2 separate regions of the Homo sapiens genome follow, and region 2 is linked to region 1. The links are chromatin loops, found by intact Hi-C in ENCODE. Cell type or tissue: heart right ventricle. All regions are shown on one strand. Links, peaks and the distances in the headings refer to the core of each region. The heading gives the core; the rest is flanking DNA.

The links. Hi-C counts contacts between places; a loop is a spot of excess contacts. Peaks named below come from ENCODE experiments on the same cell type or tissue, not always from the same donor. Only the 100,000 strongest peaks of a DNase experiment are listed, where the experiment ranks them.
Region 2: it touches region 1 in a loop (2.1-fold over the local background); 51 of 110 quality-filtered maps call a loop at or near these places.

The regions. Positions count from the first base shown.
Region 1 is chr7:106,271,941-106,277,325 of GRCh38, reverse strand. It overlaps NAMPT (nicotinamide phosphoribosyltransferase), which reads left to right. Exons shown (of 11, transcript NM_005746.3): 2 at 147-303; 3 at 2,277-2,380; 4 at 4,668-4,796. Among named protein-coding and RNA genes, the nearest start is that of NAMPT, 10 kb to the left of the region's middle. In heart right ventricle, for the core only: no CTCF peak of the experiment used is centred there; no DNase peak of the experiment used is centred there; H3K27ac peaks cover 2,140 bases.
Region 2 is chr7:106,182,034-106,187,418 of GRCh38, reverse strand. No RefSeq gene overlaps it. Among named protein-coding and RNA genes, the nearest start is that of SYPL1, 72 kb to the right of the region's middle. In heart right ventricle, for the core only: no CTCF peak of the experiment used is centred there; no DNase peak of the experiment used is centred there.

The DNA.
Region 1 (5,385 bases), core at 272-5,271:
TATTTGGTATAGCCAGGAAAAGAAACTGGTTAATAGCAAACAAGAAATATAGTTTCTCTGGTTTTGAAATAACTTCAAGCCTTTTCTGTTGTGATTTATAGTCTACTCATCGGTGTTTTCTAACAGAAGTGTATTTCTTTACATAGGTTACTCACTATAAACAATATCCACCCAACACAAGCAAAGTTTATTCCTACTTTGAATGCCGTGAAAAGAAGACAGAAAACTCCAAATTAAGGAAGGTGAAATATGAGGAAACAGTATTTTATGGGTTGCAGTACATTCTTAATAAGTACTTAAAAGGTATTACTTTTCCTAGTATATTTTAAACACTGCTTATTACTCTTAACTCCTTTAGGAGTTCTTTTAGAATTTTTAACAAATCTGTTAATTTGGATGCATTAAATCATATAATTTGGTGTGTGTTTGATGTTCTAAGTATGAGAAAAGTTTTCTGAAATAAAAGGTTTTTTTTTTTTTTTGGAAACCGAGTTTCGCTCTTGTTGGCCAGGCTGGAGTGCAATGGCATGATCTCAACTCAGCGCAACCTCCGCCTCCTGGTTTCAGGCAATTCTCCTGCCTCTGCCTCCCGAGTAGATGGGATTACAGGCATGCACCACCACACCCAACTAATTTTGTGTTTTTAGTGAAGACGGGCTTTCTCCATGTTGGTCAGGCTGGTCTTGAACTCTCGACCTCAGGTGATCCACCTGTCTCGGCCCACCAAAGTGCTGTGATTACAGGCGTGAGCCACCACTCCTGGCCGAACTAAAAGTTTTGAAATAAGTTTAGAAAAGTCATTAATTTTTGGAGGCTAATCTTGTTTGTTATACTTTAGTCATTAATTCAAAGTAAAGGAGTTGTTAATGAACTGGAAACTCCTTTTGAATTATGGTAGCAATCAGAATATTTTTATATTAGCCAGTTTTACCTTGAAGACCTATTTTTAAAAACTACCTGTGTCTCTGGACTTAGTTGCAAATGCATATTAAAACAAAAATCCCCCAATTTCTGTGCTTTCTTATTTGAAAGGCCATTTCTAGGGGGAAAACAGTTCCCAAACACATTATACATGTTGGAAAAGTTTATCTCTAACCTTTTGAATTAAACAATTTCAGAATTGAAAACAGTAAGGTGAATTTTAGGCCAATAACTCTTTTCTATAATCTTGACTCTTTTAAGATTAGGCAGTTCAGATAGTCTTATACTACTGAAAACCTAGCTAGATATCAGAAGTAATTATTAGTGGCAAGAATACCAAAGTTAATACCAAAGTTTTTTTGTTTTGTTTTGTTTTTAGACAGGGTCTCACTCAGTCACCCAGGCTGGAGTGCAGTGGTGCAATCTTGGCTCACTGCAACCTCTGCCTCCCAGGCTCCAGAGATCCTTCCTGCTCAGCCTCTCAAGTAACTGGGACCACAGGCTCGCACCACCATGCCTGGCTACTTTTTTATAGTGACAGGGTCTCACCATGTTGACCAGGCTGGTCTCAAACTTTTGAGCTCTCAAGCGACCCGCCCGCCTTGGCCTCCCAAAATGCTGGGATTACAGACATGAGCCACCACGCCTGGCCCCAAGATACTTTAAACGAGTTTACTAGTTATCTTGTATTAAGTTACCAGCAACTGATAGCACACTTTAATTTAGTCATACAACTTAAGAACTTTGTAAAATATTACTCATTTTTAATTATAACTAAAATGTATTGATTACCTATTCTAGGCCAGCATTATTGTAAGTGGTTCGTATGTCTTAACTCATTTTGTCCTCACAAACATCATATAAGTGGGTACTCGACTTTTATCCTCATTTACGGATAAGAAAAGTTAATTAAAAGTGTGTTGTTTGGGGGGCAGACATTTAGTAATTGTGGAAATTACTGACTTACCAACCCTAAAGATGCCACATTCTTTACGAACGAAGTGAGACGTTTCATTTGGATGTAAGAAGCTTTTGAGTCATCTCAAAGTTGAAAAGTACCAAAATTAATCGAGAGAAAAAAATTAAGTTAATATCATTTTTAAAAGCTGTGCAAGTAATAATTTTTTCTATTACACATCTGCTTTTACAATAAATAAACATTTATACTTTGAGTTATTAAAAGTACAAATTCCTTTTCTGACTCTGCTGTTGACTCTGGGTGAGCATTTAACCTCTTAGTTATATTTTTAATCCATAGAATGGGTGAAATAGCCAAAGATATTAAGTCTGTGACAGTTCAGCAACTCACAGAATGCACCTTTAGAAATGTAAACAGGACATGTATATTCTTCTAGGTAAAGTAGTAACCAAAGAGAAAATCCAGGAAGCCAAAGATGTCTACAAAGAACATTTCCAAGATGATGTCTTTAATGAAAAGGGATGGAACTACATTCTTGAGGTAAAAGATGGTTTCATCTTTTGATCTGTTTTGGTTTTTCTTTCAGTTCAAAACTTCTTGCAAAGGAATTTGTTTTTGTTTTGTGTTTTTTGAGAGAAAGTGTCACTCTGTCACCCAGGCTGGAGTGCAGTGGCACAATCTCGGCTCACTGCAACCTCTGCTTCCTAGGTTCAAGCTATTCTCCTGCCTTAGCCTCCTTAGTAGCTGGGACTACAGGCACGCACCACCACACCTGGCTAATTTTTGTATTTTTAGTAGAGATGGGGTTTTACTGTGTTGGCCAGGCTGGTCTCAAACTCCTGACTTCAAGTGATCTGCCCACCTTGGCCTCCCAAAGTGCTGGGATTACAGGTGTGAGCCACCATCCCCGGCCAGAATTTGAATAAGAGATTAGAGTATCATTACAGTTCTTTTTTGTTTGTGATCTGAATATAATGGCTATTTCATAGCCATTATATATCCTTTTGAAAAGTTATATTATAGCCAATATATCCTTTTGAAAAGTTAAGGTTGACATTTTATCCCTCTCCCCGCATCCCCCATGTTAAATCATTAGCATATAGAATCTACAGCAAGTCTAAGTAATTAATAAAAATGAATTATAACTTAAATAACATTTTTGAGAAAGATAATTCATTCTTGAAAATACACTATAGGTAGGAAAGGGCATGGTTATTTGGCAATTTCAAAATGTAGGTCTGTTTTCTTGACTGAAAATAGATGCTGTGAGTCTATCACTACACATAATTCTGGGAAGTTTCTCACTGTATAGTGAGAATGGCTTGGTGCTGATCCACAAAGTTGATTTTTAGTCTTGATTGTATTATATTTATATCTAGTATGTTTGAATTCATTGCCTAAATATTAAGGCACTCAAAGACATGGTAATAGAATTATAAGAGTTAAATATCCCGTGGTGGTTTCCTTTTATTACAATGATCAGTTGGGAATGGAATCTGTTGGCGTATCTTGATGTTGAGTGTTACTTTTAAGTCTCACAAACGAAAGTTTCTTACATTGAAAAGACTGTCAAACACAGAATAATTAGAAATACTTTAACTTTCATGCCTATATGACAATACTGAGCTATACTATTTGGTACTTATGGGTCTTGAAAAAGTCAGGTAAGTACTCTGTGCTGCACTTTTCCTGTATCTTAAATAAGGTCAATAGAATCTGTGAGCTATCACCTGTACTTGCTCCATTTCTCTTCTGTGAGGTTTGTTGTAAGGATAAATACAGTAATAAGTTAGGTACTATGCTTATTACTATACTGTCCAGTGGCCAGGGCAATAAGTCGTTTGATTATATGATCAGAAAATCTTGGGGAACTAAAGGTTCTCTAGAGATAATCTGGTCTAACCCCATTTTACAAACAGAATCTGAGACCGAGAGATGGCAAGTGACTAGTCCAGGGTCTCCCCGCTGCTTTTGAGTCCAAACTAGGACCTGTAGGGCAATGTTCTTTTTGCTATACACTGTGCCTCCAGTGCTTGTATTAAACAGATTTTTCTTGTATTTAATTACCTTGTCCCAAATCACATAAATAAATTATCAGGATTTCTGAAACAGCTTGCCTTCCTAGTGAAAAGTTAGGCACAGCTCTTAGCTTTAAAAGGGAGGTACAGTGTCACATAACAAATAACCTTCAGCCTAATTTTGGAGGCAATTATTACATTAAGAGGAAGTCAGTTAAGTCATACTCGAGTGTTAATTGCCAAGATTCTGTGTTTGGCCTGTCTCATAGTTTCAGGTCCACGACCAGAATAGAGGGAACCTATTTCGGTTCTTCTGCAGGGATTTCCCTAGCTCTCCTTCTCTCTCGTTTTGTTTTCTTTTGTTCTTTAATAGCAATCCTTTATCTTTCAATCTGCAGCCTTTATTTTGTGAAAATAACGAATTTAGAATAAAGGTAGTGTTCTTGGAATACTTTTAGAATATGTTGGAATAAAGTCATCCTTTCTCATTTTCTGAAAAAGCAGGGAAGAAGCAACAGTTTGGTTTTGATGAGTTTGGAATTTTCTGCCACTTGTAGTGATAAATGTTCTTAGCAGAAGCACGTGGCAGCATTAAACTTAAAAATTAATATCAGTACGTATGTTAATAATTTTAACTAGTTTTATTTTAGAAGGATAAGGATATTCTGACTAGATTACAGTAACATCTACAATTGCAATTTCTATGACAGTAAATTTAGCTTCTATAAAACGTAAAGAACCTTTAGTAAAACAGCAGGGAATTGAGTATCATCTGTTGAATAAATAAATTTATCATTTTATCCTGCCAGAAGTATGATGGGCATCTTCCAATAGAAATAAAAGCTGTTCCTGAGGGCTTTGTCATTCCCAGAGGAAATGTTCTCTTCACGGTGGAAAACACAGATCCAGAGTGTTACTGGCTTACAAATTGGATTGAGGTAAATTGTTTTTTTAATTCTTATTTAACATTAATTGAATAAAGACCATTGAACTGAGATTACAGTTTAGAATTTGTTACTAATAAAGCTATATAATCTCCTATAATTTACTTAACCTTTCCAGGCTTCAATTTCCTCATCTATAAAATGACAGACTAAATAATCTTTAAGGTTTCTTCTAGTAGAATAGAATGTTCTGAGATTTTGTTTAAATCAAATTATTGAGAGTGATTGTTTTTAAAACCTAGTTGGCTTTCATCTAATTCATTGCCATTTTAAGTGTGTATTATTTTAGAGCAAACTTAGAAAAACAGCACATTTCTAGTAACTTACGACATTCGATGAATGATAAATGTTCAAGTTAGACTAAAGGAACTTTATTCCAACTTCTAGTAACTACTTTCTTCATTTTTCTCTCATCAGTTTAGGTCTTAGGATCTACCATCTGTTACTTTTCAGTTTCTCATCTAAATAAAACAAGATCTGCTGTTCATATTGTTTAATTTCTCAGGAAGGGTACATTTTGGGCTTTGGGTTTATACTGCGAGCCTTTTTTTTGTTTTTCTTGTATGTATACCTAAGTAGTCAT
Region 2 (5,385 bases), core at 313-5,312, 90 kb after region 1:
ACGTGGATATTCTGGTACCAACAAGATAAACATAATATCTGGCAGCCAATCAAATTTCACAAGACACACAAAGAAGCGGAAAACTACAATCCATTATAAGGAGAAAAAAAATCAATCAACTGAAGCCAACCCAGACTGAACACAGATGCTAGACTTAGAAGAAAAGGACATTAAAACTTACAACTATATTCTATGTATTCAGAAAGCTAGAGGAAATAGTGAATGTGTCATGTAGAAACATGGGAGATATTTTGTAAAGACCCAAATTGAACTTCCAGAGATGAAAATTACAATATTTGAGATTTAAAACACACTAGGGAAGTAAAAGCAGATTAGACAGTACAGAAAAAAAGGTTAGCAGATTTAAAGACATAGGTATAGAAGCTATCTAAAATAAAACACGGAGAAAAAAACACTCAAATATAAAATAACATACCGTTATTTGTCTGTAGGAAACATCAGGTGTTTCCTAATACATGTGCCATTAGAGTCTCCAGAGGAGCAAAGAAAGAGAAAGGAACAGAAAAAATAAGTGAATATATCTGAGATGTTTCAAAATTTAACTAAAATTATAAACAGATCTAAGAAGTTCAACAAACCCCAAGCACAAGAAACATAAAACAACTATACCAAGGCACATGACAATCAAATTTTTCAAAAGAAGTATTAAGTTAAAGTCTTGCCAGGCATGGTGGCTCACACCTATAATCCCAGCACTTTGGGAGGCTGAGACGGGAGGATCACTTGAGCCCAGGAGTTTGAGACCAGCCTGGGCAACATGGCAAAGGCCTGTCTCTACAAAAAACACCAAAATTAGCCAGGTCTGGTGGCAGACGCCTGTAGTCCCAGCTACTCAGGAGGCTGAGACAGGAAAATTGCTTGAGGACCTGAGGCAGAGGCTGCAATGAGCCGAGATCATATCACTGCACTCCAGCGTGGATGACAGAGTGAGACCCTGTCTTTAAAAAAAAAAAAAAAAGTCTTAAAACCAGCCAGAGAAAAAAGATACTTTACATACAGAGGAACCAAGATAAGCATTTGGGCAGACTTTGTTAGAAGCAGTGCAAGTGAGACAACAATGAAGCAAAATCTTTGAAGGACTGAGAGAAAAAAAAAATCTACACCCAGTAAGAATATCTTTCAAAAATGAGGTGAATTAAGTACATTTTGAGACATATAAAATTGAAAGAATTTATCACCAGCAGATTCACATTACAAAAAGTGATAAAGTCTTTCAGAAAGGTAAGAGGGAGAGAGAAAGGGAAGGAGTGGGAAAGGGAAGGCAAGTAAAAGGATGCCAAATGTTAAGTGTGGACTGAAGACTGAAGACCACTGGAAATGATCACTACAGTTGTAAACACACAAGATTTTTTTCTTATTATTATACTTTAAAAGACAACTGTTTAACTGACTGATGTTATCTGACCAAGACAACATGATTTTTTCTTATACTTTAAAAGACAACTGTTTAACTGACACATTATCTGACCAAGATAACATGACGTATTATCCCATTTAAGCTGTCAGTCATGACCAAGAGGAGTTTAATCTCAAGAATGCAAGAGTTGTTTAATATTCAAAAATAGGCCAGGCGCAGTGGCTCATGCCTGTAATCCCAACACCTTGGGAGGCCAAGGTGGGCAGATCACTTGAGGTCAGGAGTTCGAGACCAGCCTGAGCAACATGGTGAAACTCCATCTCTACTAAAAACACAAAAATTAGCCAGGCATGGTAGCAGGTGCCTATAATCCCAGCTACTGGGGAGCTGAGGCATGAGAATCACTTGAACTCAGGAGACGGAGGTTGCAGTGAGCTGAGATTGTGCCACTTCACTACAGCCTGGGCGACAGAGTGAGACCCCAACTCAAAAATAAATAAACAAAGCAATATTTTTTCAATATAATTCACCATATGAACAAACTAAAATGAAAAAACACATAATCATTTCAATGGATTCAGAAAAAGCATTTGACAATATCCCACATCCAATTCCAGATAAAAACTCTCAACAAATCCAAATAGAAGAGAACTTTCCCAGTCAGCTAAAGAGCATCTATGAAAAACCCATAGCCTTAGCTGGGTGCGGCGGCTCACGCCTGTAATCCCAGCACTTTGGGAGGCCAAGGCGGGCGGATTGCCTGAGATCAGGAGTTTGAGACCAGCCTGGCCAACATGGTGAAACCCCATCTCTACTAAAAAAAAAAATACAAAAAAAGCTGGGTGTGGTGGCATGAGCCTGTAATCCCAGCTATTCAGGAGGCTGAGGCAGGGGAATTGCTTGAACCAGGGAGGTGGAGGTCGCTGTGAGCCAAGATCACGCCACTGCCCTCCAGCCTGGGCAACAGAGCGACACTCAGTCTCAAGCAAAAAAAAAAAAGGAAAAACCCATAGCTAATATCATACGTAGTGGTGAAAGACTGAATTTATATGGAAACGCAAAAGACAGAGAATAGACAACTTTGAAAAGAATGAAACTGAAGGACTAACACCATCTGATTTCAGTGTTTATTATAAATCTACAAATATCAAGACAGTATGGTTATTAGTATAAACATAGACAAATAGATCAATGGAACAGCATAGTCTAGAAATAGACCCACATATGAATGGACAATTGATTTTTTATAAAGGTGCAAAAGAAATTCAGAGGAGAAAGAATGTTCTTCCTAATGAATGACGCTGACACAATTATATATCCATATGCAAAAAAAAGTGCTTTGATCCACATGTCATATTCAAGAATTAACTCAAAATTGATCATAGACTCAAGTGTAAAACCTAAAACTACAAAACTTCTAGAAGGAAATCTAGGAAAATATCTTTGTGACCTTATACTAGGTGAAGGTTTCACAGCTATAGTATTCAACGCACAATCCATAAATGGAAAATTTGACAATTTGACTTCATTGAAGACAAAAATTTCTGCTCTTTGAAAGATACTGTTAAGAATGAAAGGCCAGAAATCGGGAGAAAATATTTACAAATTATATGTCTGATAAAGGACTCTTATCCAAAATATATAATGAACTCTCAAACCCAGTAATACGAGACAAACAATAAAATAAGATACAAACAACCATTAAAAATAGTCAGATTTGAAAACACATTTCACCAAATAAGATACACAGATGGCAAATAAACCTTTAAAACTTTCTCAACATCATTACATTAGAGAAATGCAAATTCAAACCACAATCAGATACCATCATACGTCTGCAAAAGTTGTCAGAATCAAAATGGAGTCACTTGTGTCAAAACCCTGACAAACAGAGCTAAGGAAGGCCATGAAGGAAGGACTTTCATGCACGTATGCCTGATAACAGGAACTATCACAAAAGACTCTGCAAAAACCACAACCTTGCACAAAGGCTGCCACTACCTTACAAAAAACTACTTCTACAAGGACATCTGCCTAGCAATTGAATCGATGCCACCCTTGCTATTGGTCCTAGTAGCCAAGGATTGGCTGAAAACAACTTAATCTTCTTCATTTTACCTTTAAAAACTTTTGCCTTATCTTCCTGAATACGCCCACACATATTCCCATTTCAATGCCCATTCCTGAATAAATCTTTCTTTCAGAGTCTCCTTCTCTGTTATTTAGGTTTGACACACCTATTAGAGTGCTTAAATTAAAAAGACTAAACATACTAAGGTTGGAGACGGGTGAATAAACTGAATTATCATACACTGATAGTGGGTCATTTTACAGACCCACTATATGTGGAACGCTGACTTTAAAAATAGTATGAGGCTGGGCGCAGTGGCTCATGCCTGTAATCCCAGCACTTTGGGAGGCTGAGGCGGGTGGATCATGAGTTCAGGAGTTCAAGACCAGCCTGGCCAAGATGGTGAAACCCATCTCTACTAAAAATACAAAAATTAGCCAGGCAAGGTAGCAGGCGCCTGTAGGCCCAGCTACTCAGGAGGCTGAAGTAGGGGAATTGCTTGACCCCGAGGGGCAGAAGTTACAGTGAGCTGAGATCACACCACTGCACTCCAGCCTGGGCAACAGAGACTCCTTCTCAAAAAAATAAAAAATTAAAATTAAAAAAATAAAAACAATATGAACATTTCATAATATGTTAAACGTACTCCTACTATTTGATCCAGACATTCCAACTGTAGGTATTTAGCCAAGATAAATGAAAATGTACATGCACACAAAGATCTACACATCAGTGTTCATAGCAGCATTATTTGTAATAGCACAAAACTGGAAACCACTTAAATGTTCATCAACAGGTAAATGAACGCCAACTATGGAATATCCATACCATGGATCTAACAGGTGAATGTCAACTATGGCATATCCATACAGTGGAATACTACTCAGCAATAAAAACAAAGAAGCTACTGGCACACAATTTATAATCTCAAAAACAAAAGAATGCTGACTGAAAGAAGCCAAACAAAAACATACACATACTGTATGATTTCATTTATATAAAATTCTTTAAAGTACAAACTGTAACAGAAAGTTGATGGGAGGAAGAAACTACAAAAGGGCACTAGGAAACTTTTAAGGATGATAAATATGTTCATCACCTGAATTTTGGTGACTGTTTTAGGACCTGTACATATGTCAAGACTTATCAACTTGCATAATCTAAAATGTGCAGTTTATTGTATATGTCAATTATACCTCAATGAAGCTGCTAAAAATTAACAACGGGGGAAAAGGGAATAAATGGTAACTTAACCAAACCATAAGAAAAGGAATAAAGAGGAACCAGCAAAATAAAACGAACAACAGGCTAGGCGCGGTGGCTCACGCCTGTAATCCCAACACTTTGGGAGGCCGAGGCGGGTAGATCACCTGAGGTCAGGAGGAGTTTGAGACCAGCCTGGCCAACACAGTGAAACCCCGTCTCTAATAAAAATACAAAAATTAGCCAGGCATGGTGGCATTCACCTTTAATTCCAGCTACTCAGGAGGCTGAAGCAGGAGAATCGCTCGAACCCAGGAGGCGGAGGTTGCAGTGAGCCAAGATCGGGCCACTGCACTCCAGTCTGGGTGACAGAGCAAGACTCCATCTCAAAGAAAATAAAAAATAAAAAAATAAAACAAACAGTGAACATACTTAAGTTGGCAGAAGGAAAGTGAGTATAGTTATCCTTTGTTACACTTGGGGGTTTGGTTTCAGGACCCCCACAGATGCCCAAATCTGCTCATTCCCAAGTCCCAAAGTCAGCCCTGTGGAACCTGCCTATGTGAAAAGTCAGCCCTCTGTTAAAGTGGGTTTCACATCCAGGGAGTACTGTATTTTCAATCTGAGTTTGGTTGAAAAAAATCTGCGTATTAGTAGAGTCTCCCAGATCATACCCGTGTTGTTCAAGGGTCAACTGTATTATCAGTTGTCACTAAATATAAACAAACTGAAT